Linked DNA regions of Homo sapiens: region 1 is linked to region 2. A link is a loop called in an ENCODE intact Hi-C map of the cell type or tissue named here. Cell type or tissue: ovary. All regions are shown on one strand. Each heading gives the region's core, and the rest is flanking DNA. Links, peaks and the distances in the headings are about the cores only.

Evidence for each region. A loop is a pair of places that touch in the nucleus more often than their neighbours do. Peaks named below come from ENCODE experiments on the same cell type or tissue, not always from the same donor. Only the 100,000 strongest peaks of a DNase experiment are listed, where the experiment ranks them.
Region 1: it touches region 2 in a loop (13-fold over the local background); 3 of 110 quality-filtered maps call a loop at or near these places.

Annotation. Positions count from the first base shown.
Region 1 is chr11:12,330,447-12,332,946 of GRCh38, reverse strand. It overlaps a transcript of MICAL2 not described here. Among named protein-coding and RNA genes, the nearest start is that of PARVA, 46 kb to the left of the region's middle. RefSeq lists an enhancer at 1,976-2,477. In ovary, for the core only: a CTCF peak has its summit at 1,482 (motif pointing left); a DNase peak (open chromatin) is centred at 1,456.
Region 2 is chr11:12,812,025-12,818,100 of GRCh38, reverse strand. The region is part of intron 3 of TEAD1 (TEA domain transcription factor 1); the gene reads right to left. Among named protein-coding and RNA genes, the nearest start is that of TEAD1-AS1, 110 kb to the left of the region's middle. In ovary, for the core only: CTCF peaks have their summits at 3,180 and 4,277; DNase peaks (open chromatin) are centred at 3,210 and 4,060; H3K4me3 peaks cover 458 bases; H3K27ac peaks cover 2,352 bases.

The DNA of each region.
Region 1 (2,500 bases), core at 1-2,500, 480 kb after region 2:
CTTCCATAGACTAGGAGTGTCCCTGTACATCTTTGCTGAGTGAGCCAAACTGCAAGGCCCTACCATCCTCTGAACCTTAGCCATTCCTCTAACTAGTCAGGTAGAGAATTCCAAGAAGGGGGTCAGGATACTACTGTGTGACTACTGCACAACTACTTGCTTCCTGGGAAAGGGGAATTGGCTCATTTACTGCTTGCTATAAAAGCTGCTGAGTCCTTTTCCTGGGGCTCCCTAGCTATGGGACAACTCACTGCACGCACAGGTGCCATCTGGGCTCATCATGTCACACCATGGGACTTGGGAACAGGGCAACTTGGGCTACCGAGCTGATGTTCCTGCTGTTTGCTATGCTGTGAATAATAAACTCTCTTGCTCTGATGTACTGACTTTTGTTGTTTACTTTTTGCACCTACATAGTTGTGGCAAACAACCCAAGTTCCTTGCATGCTTAATCATCCACTTTGAAGTCTTATTACTCCTGACCATTATCTATAAGGTTGGTGTCCTTTTCTGACAATATCCCATTATATTATGTGACAAAATAATATTATCTGTGTTTCTGTGTTCATGGCTACCTGTATTTAGAGAGACTCCTTTAGAATCACAGAAGATCTCAACCCTTCCCCTGCTCTGCTGACTTATGAATGCACAGCAACCAGCCATGTCTAATGATGGATGAAAGGGTACAACCTTTAACTCACTGCCTTCAAGTACCTTTTGAGAACAAATAGTTATGGAAGGAAACCTAAAGAATATCTATTTCCTAAAACCCATTCCCAAATTGTGGCAGAGTGTCAGAGAGGCATGCCTCAAAACCCATAGTCTGCTATCTTTGTTGAACAGCTTTTATTGCATTACTGTTTTTTGGGGGCGGTGGTGGCGGGGGTGTGGGAGTGATAACAATGAGTCCTCATTGAGATCCTTGTTTGGATCAGGCATGCAAAATTCATGTATTACAAATATTTAGAGAAACCGGCTTAAATCTCTTGTAGGGAGTATAGTTACAAATGAATGTGAATGGATGAACAAACAAATAAATACAATTTGAGAAGTCATTGACCATCCAGCTGTGTTTTATAATAATAGGGACATAAAAGAAAAGAGAAGGAATATTTTTGGATACCTATTTTATTTCAGGCCCTTTTGTGGGTGCTTTACTAACATTATTTCACTTCATCTTTTCTTCATACCACCTCTGTGAGGTTGGTATTATTCATTCAATTTTACAGATGAGAAAATTTCGCAGAAAAGTAAATAATTGTATAAGGACTACATTGGGATTCAAACTCAGGAGTGTCTGATTCTAATGCCTGTGCTCTGTCCAGGACACCTCACTGTACATTATCCAGGAATTTTTATTCCTCGGGTCCTCAGCAGCAGTGAAAACCATGGAGTGTAAGCTCAGCTACCTCCCCGGTCCTGGAGAGGCTTTCGCTAGCATTTCTCACATAATGTGTGCTCCTGCTGCCACCTGCTGGCACTTTGTGCATCCTAATTTTTCTTGGTAAACCCCTCAATCTCCGGGAAGAAGAAACCATCTGGCTCCAAAAAAGGCAAGAAGCTCCATGCAGACAACTAGCTGGTAAATCTTCCCCAAAGCTGGTAAAGCTATAAGGGAATAATTATTCTCATCGACCTCCCCTGGGGAGAAATCCTTTCTCTTTCGAAGTTACTCAGTTTTCATCAGATTCCAGGTATTGAAAGAAAGCCCAGATTGTGTTATCCAGACCATTTAAATTTGAATGGTGGTCTCTTGCTAGACTGGGGTATTCCATGCCCCTAGTATGTAACACTGATCATCATATTGACAAGCAACAAGCCAGTAGGTAACAGTGCCTCAACCAATAAGAGTCTAAGTGGCTGCAGAGCTGGGCTTGGCCTCTTTCCAGAAGGTGGTAGGGCCCCCAGGAATCAGGTTACTGCATATCCTGGTCCTTCACCTGGGCAGCTAGGACCAAGAGGGGACTCTCTTACCTCTGTCAAAGACATCACACACACAGACACACACATACAGACACACACACACACACACACACACACACACACTCTCTCTCTCTCTCTCTGTCTCTCTCTCTCTCTCTCTCTACCCCTCTCTCTGTCTCTCTCTCTCTCTGTCTGTCTCTCCCTCTCTCTCTCTCTCTGTCTCTCTCTCTCTCTCTCCACGTCCTGCAAAACATAATGATTTGTCATCTGGGGTGGATTATTAGATTTTTGTTTTCCTTTGTTTCCCTTTCCTTGACAAAATGGGGAAAAACCCTTCCCGGGGGCGGGAGAGCTTATTTCTGACTGCTGTAAAAAAAGAAAGCAGGAATTGTTGTCACGACAATGAGGAGCTCATCAAAGCCTCATTTTGCTCATCAGCCATCATTGCCCTCCATCCCGCACCCCCGCATGTTCCTCTAATTCAATGCCCGCCTAATGAATAACTCCCAGAACAAAAGCCCCTTTCAGGCTGCCTACATAATTATCAGAGGAGCCTTGCATAACTGTCGCAGACTAC
Region 2 (6,076 bases), core at 2,132-4,631:
ATATATGAAAAGTAATGACAGCATGTCTCCCAATTTCCTATAGGTTATCTGCCAAATTCCTGCCTCCTTCCTAAGAAGACAGAATCTGCAGTGTTTTCTTTGCCATCCAGATATACCCCATGTCATTATAAACAAACGCCGCTTTCTTTGCAGCTAATAACCACAATGTGTGGGTAAGAAACCTCTCCAGTATAAATCCGTGGGGACAAAGCTGCATTGTGGGCATTAAATAATTATAACAATCTGACATGAGTCAGAGGACTGTGTTTCAATGGCCCTGTTGCGCTTCAAACTTTCAAGTCAACCCTGAACTCCCTTTCTTGGCACTCTGTCCATGTGCTGGGCTACTGTGAAACAATTCTCATTCTTTATAGTTTGGTCCCATTGCAAGGAGCTGGCAACGTGGGTACTCATGAAATATTAACACGTTAACATTGATTTTTTTATAAGTGTGGCCAACAGTGGATCAATTATATTACTATGAAAAGCTTTTCATAATTCATTTGGGGGGCATCAAGATCTCATTTCTGGACAGCACACGGATGATGAAGTCGACAAATTTTGAAGAGGTCGGCACTCACAGGCACCGAATACATTAAATGTGATAGATGGTGTAAACACTCCGTTCACAAAAAAGGGAAAATGTTTACATCTGGCAAAATAATTAAAATAGGGTACAACAGATCAACAAGTTGGGAATTAGGTACATGCCAGTCTCTCTCCATAAACAGGAGCAGGAAAATCTCAAATGCTGGCCATTTATTCTCCGTCTGGCTGACCACTAAATGTTTATTCTCATCTCCTTCAAAAGTAAAATTGGCTAATTTCTAGGTGTTAGAAGAATTATTTCAAGCTACGCATGCTCTGAAGTGCCTTTATTCCAAGAACATTAGTAGTTTATTACAAATTCTGGCTTTAAAGGCGTGAGATAATAATATCAGCGTGGCAGAATCCAATTCAATCCAAGCAGCGCAAGGCCTGAAGAAACAAAGGCAAAGTAGCTAGCGTGAGCCCAAGGAGTGCCCTGCGCGAGGTTCTGCTGATCCAGCAGCGAGTGAACATGAGACACATTTCAATTGGGCAGTGTGCATAAACCTCGCCTCGGCTTTGAGGGAACGCTGCATCACACATGGAAAGAAACACTATTCCAAACCAGCGGGCCTCTGCACATGCTGCCCTGATGGCCAGAGAAGGCATCTTGAAGAACAGGGAGGGGTGCAGCAGTTGTAGGTTCTCTACATTCTCATTGTAATGCCATCATCACCTGTGTCCCACTTTGTCCCCTCCACTAAACCATGAGCATCTTAAGAGCAGGAACCAGGTCTTACTCATCTTGAGATCCCTGTCCCTAGCACTGGAGAGTCACACAAAAGATGTGCTAAATAAATAGCCACAGGGTGTAAATTATCCCTCTCACTCTGGAAGTCTTGTACCTGGCTTGTGTATAGCAACTAAACTCACCCTCCTCCTTGCACTGGCCCACTGCATCACCAGGAGAAAAAAGTCACCCAAAGAAAACGTCTTCCTGATCTCCACGGATTACAGCTCCAATGTGGAAATGCCCCTAATAAGCCAACAAAAGTTTTCAGTTACCTGGGGCGTGTAAGCCACTACAAATACCAAAAAGGGGGCGGGGTAACTTAAAGTGTTGAACCTACCCTGAAATCCCCTGGAAAAAGAGCGTGCAGAAGAAAAGGGGCTCCTGGGGCAAATGACCAACAACTTTGGCTCAAGTGTCCTGACAACAAGAGCGTATACAAGAGAACCGTTCTCAGAATGCTCCTCCAAAATCCTACAGGGGATTTCCAGAGGGCCTAGTGAGAGTGTGGTCAGAGACACTGGAATGAGAGAGGGTGGCAGCAAGGCGGGCAGCTTGACTTCATCCAGCCTCAAAGTGGGACGTGAGTGCAACAGTATCGGATTGATAAAAAGCCACCCGAGTGCAGGCACAGTGCAAAGTGGGAAGGCTCACAAGCCACCTGGCATCAGCACCCCCGTGACTGCCCAACAGAAGAGACAGGAAGGCAGACCGCAGCTTGCTCAGCCTTAACAGAGGCCCTGTCTAGGTTCCTAAGAATTCTCAGTCTTCTGAAAACCTAAAAGGACCTCAGTCCTGGGCATATCAAAACCTGAAGTGCTGTAACATGTAATTTAAAAGGATTAGCTCTACGTCATATACATGATCTTAACTTGCTGGCTCTTCCTTCTTTCCTCTGAGCCATGAAGTAACAGGAAAGAATTCATTGATCTGTACCCGCAGGCAACAACTTATATGTGTTGGTGTGGCCGACACCTGCTCCCTCATGCACCCCAGTGCTGAAAACACAGAAAATTTGTCCTTTGGCCCCATCTGTGTCCTGAAGAACACATAAGTAACACATACACATATATCACAAATGCCCTTAAAACTGTTGAATTTCTATACTTCTGCCCAGATTACAATTTAGTCCAATCGTCATCACCCAATCATTGAAGCTACTTATTACTTGGTTACATCTAGTTGAAACACCTGTTAAGAGGGGCATACCATCATGTCATGGCCAGTTTTAACTAAGAGGGAAGGTCCACACACATATGGTTACACACTGTGTTTTGCATTTTTGCAGCTTGGGTCCATTACAGTTCTGTGACCTCTTCTCCAGATTCCTCTACTTAATATTCATATTTTCCAAATTACTTTAAATAACCCACAATCAAGTACGAATAAAATATGTGAAGAACAAAAACCAAACGGAAACAGCTGGGGCAGAGAGAGCATTATTTATGTTATGTTATAAATGAGGGCAGTGGCTAGCTATCTGGGAAGGGAGGGAGGGAAGAAGAAAGGGAAAAAGGAAGGAAGGGAGGATGGGAGGGAGGGAAGCTTCTGAGTCCCAGCAGGCCTGTCTTCCAGCCCACTGCGGGAGATAAACACAGTTTCTGTTTAAAACTCACCCCCTCTGAGATTTGGGGACAGGGGCTCTGGAACCCACAGAATGAAACCTACCCTTATCTATAAACAAAGCCCGGCTTTGATGTTGGCCAGCTTGCCTGCGTCTTTCCCTTTTCAACTGAGGCTTATCAGCAGAAACATCTCCATTAAGCACTTAGTCAGCAACCATTACAGGCCCGTTCTGCACTGGATGCCTGTTTCTGAGAATAATGAAAGAAAAACGCATATGCCTTGCCCACGTGGAGGCAGCATTCACTGATGGGTGCGTGCGCTCCGGGACGCGTGCACACACACACAGACACACACACACAGCTCGGGACGGACGGGGACACACACACACACACACACACACACACACACACACACACACACACACACACACACACACACAGAGCTCTGCGATGGTCAGGGGTGGCTGGACTTGAGATCAGAATTCCTGGCTGTCTTGCTTACGGTGTGACAAGCTTCCTAACATGTCTAAGCCTCTCGCCCTTGCTGCTATTAGGGGATTAAATGAGATGACATGCGCAAAGACTCTCAAGTGCTGTCACGCTCTTCATTTATTCGGCTTCTGAATCACTTCCAATCTGGTCTTCCCTTCCATGGCACTAGGCAGAGCCCTGGCAACCAGGACAGGGACAAGACCCTCAGGCTTCCTAAAGCCAAAGGTGCCTTCCCTTGCCCAGCAACAGAGGTCCCCTTCCAGGCAGAGCTCTCTAGCCAGGCCAGCGGGGGCCTGAGGGGGTCAAAGATTCCAGCTGCCCTTCCTTCAGCGCTGCCAAAGGCCCCTCACACACTCTGGTTCCTACAAACTTGTTTCAAAGGGAACAAACTCTGTTGTCAAGAGCCAGAGTGGAAGCAGCACCCAAACACTGCCCCAGTGGCCCAGGACTCCATCACTGAGGACAGAGGCTCGCTTGAACTCCCCGGGCGTCCAGGTCCCCTGAGCGTGGTCTCTGGCCTCGGTCAGACATCCTCCTTCCAGAGAGAGCAAACAATGACATCCACTGTCAGTGAGACCACTCTCCATTCCTCCCCATACGTCAGCCCTGGTGACCAGTGAGCGTAGCAGGCAGCAAGCAGGAGGTGAAGGGGAATGAGACACGGCTCCCAGAACAGCTTGTTTGTGTCCAGCTGTTGAGAACCTTGATGCTGTGCCAATGGGGAAAGAAACATCCTCCTTGCAGCACTTCTTTTCAGGGCCTCGGACTTGTGGTCAGCACCTCCCAACCATGTCCAAGAGAGAGCTGGACACAGGCTACACCCCATCCTCTCTCCTCCACCTTGGCTGGTGACTCAAGGTGTAGGAGGAGAGGACACACCCCAGCTAAATCCAAACACAACCAGGAGATCCCAGATGAACTTGCAGTTCAGCACGCCACCCCCTGGCACCACTGCCACCCCTGCAGACGGGCAGGAAAGCTGACAAGGACTAAGTACCCACTGTGAGCCAAGTGTGTCATGGTTAGCATCTCAATGAATCCTTATACAGCCCTGCAAAGAAGGTGCACACTGAAGTTTGGAGAAATTAAGTAGCTCACACAGTCACACAGCTCTTATCTCAAAGAGAAGCCTCTGGGCTCCTCATATTTCCAGAAATGGAAAGCACAGTTCTTGGCTTTGATGTTACACTGCTTATCAAAAGCACCACTGTAAAAAATGAAACATACACACATGAAGTATGGGAAATGTTATTTTCCCAGGCCCACATTTGGGATGTCCAGCCCACAAAGACTTCCAGAAGGGCAGAAGATGATCCACAGTGCTCATCCCACCTCAGCAGCTTTTCTGTCCCGGCGATCCCCTAATTTGGCTCACTTGAGGCACTCTTAAAGGTGGCTCTCTTGATGGCTGATTGGAAGATGGCACTGCCATAACTTCACAGAGAAAAGAAACCCAAACACCTTCCCTGGCATCCTTCCACCTCCAATTGCCAAATATCCAAAGTGGTGGAAGCTGCTTCCAGGGCTCCCAGGGAGCCCCCAGTTTGCCCACTGCCTCTACAGCTCCACCTCCCTCAGCACAGTATCTTGACCTAAGACTGAACTCCTCCCTTCCAGCTCCAAGCCGGCTGGACTGTCTGGCTTGCCCTCCCAGGCCACGTCTGCTCACTGATAAAAGTTCACTAGGAGCATCTGGACACCAGCTATTCTGCTCACGGACATTCTCCCTGCTCAGACAGACACGACAGTCACTAACCACAGACCCTTGCCTTTGTGCCAGGAGGCTGCTACCACATTAGCCCCTCTTAACAGTCTAGCTAGTACCTTAGAAAGGTATTGTTCTATTGAATTCTTGCTGTATTAGAAATCTCACTGGCTGCAGAGAGGACCATTAGGGGTGATTTACTCTGGCTCAGTGTTCCTGAACCAGAAGAGCACTGAGCCACGACTTCCCCAAAGGGAATGATTTGGTGAAGATGCATGGCCTGATTCTGGATGTAGTGGATTCACATGTACCAAGAGGGATTTGAGGAAAATCTATGCGCTTCCAGCATCTCCTGTATTAAGCCTTCTCTTGATAAATTTCATAGGTTTTATATTAGATATTCTATCTGGAAGAAGATGAATACCAGTAATATTCTGGAGGGAAAAAGTTTACTTTTAAATATTTACTTTTTAAAAATTTGTGTCAATGTGAATCTGTCCCTCTACCATCCCCTACAATATTTATTACAGATCTGCTGTCCATATTAGGCTCTGAGCTCTTGCAGGATAAGGACAAACATGTTCAGTGTTTCCATCTCTCCAGTGACCAGCAAATAGTTAAGTACTCTTTTAACCATCACCTTTTTGGGATTCTAATAATGATAATACCACATAGGGATCAATCATGCATGCTATGATGTACTCTTCCAATTAACTCCTGAAATCCTTTCAGTCACATCCATCCCCAAGCATCACACCAGGAAGCCATCACTGAATAAGTGGTGGCAAGAGGGTCATTTCCCCTACCATCTCTATAAACCCAGGAAGCAATTTTCTCAGTCCACAACCACAAGCCACGAGCTCAAAAGCCCATGTATATCATAAAGACAGTGTTTCTGAGCACCACCCCGGCCCTGAGGTTAGCTATGAATGGTGCATAACTCTCTGTGTGAGACGATCCATCCAATCGCAGGTGTGTGTCAGTATAGGCAACTAA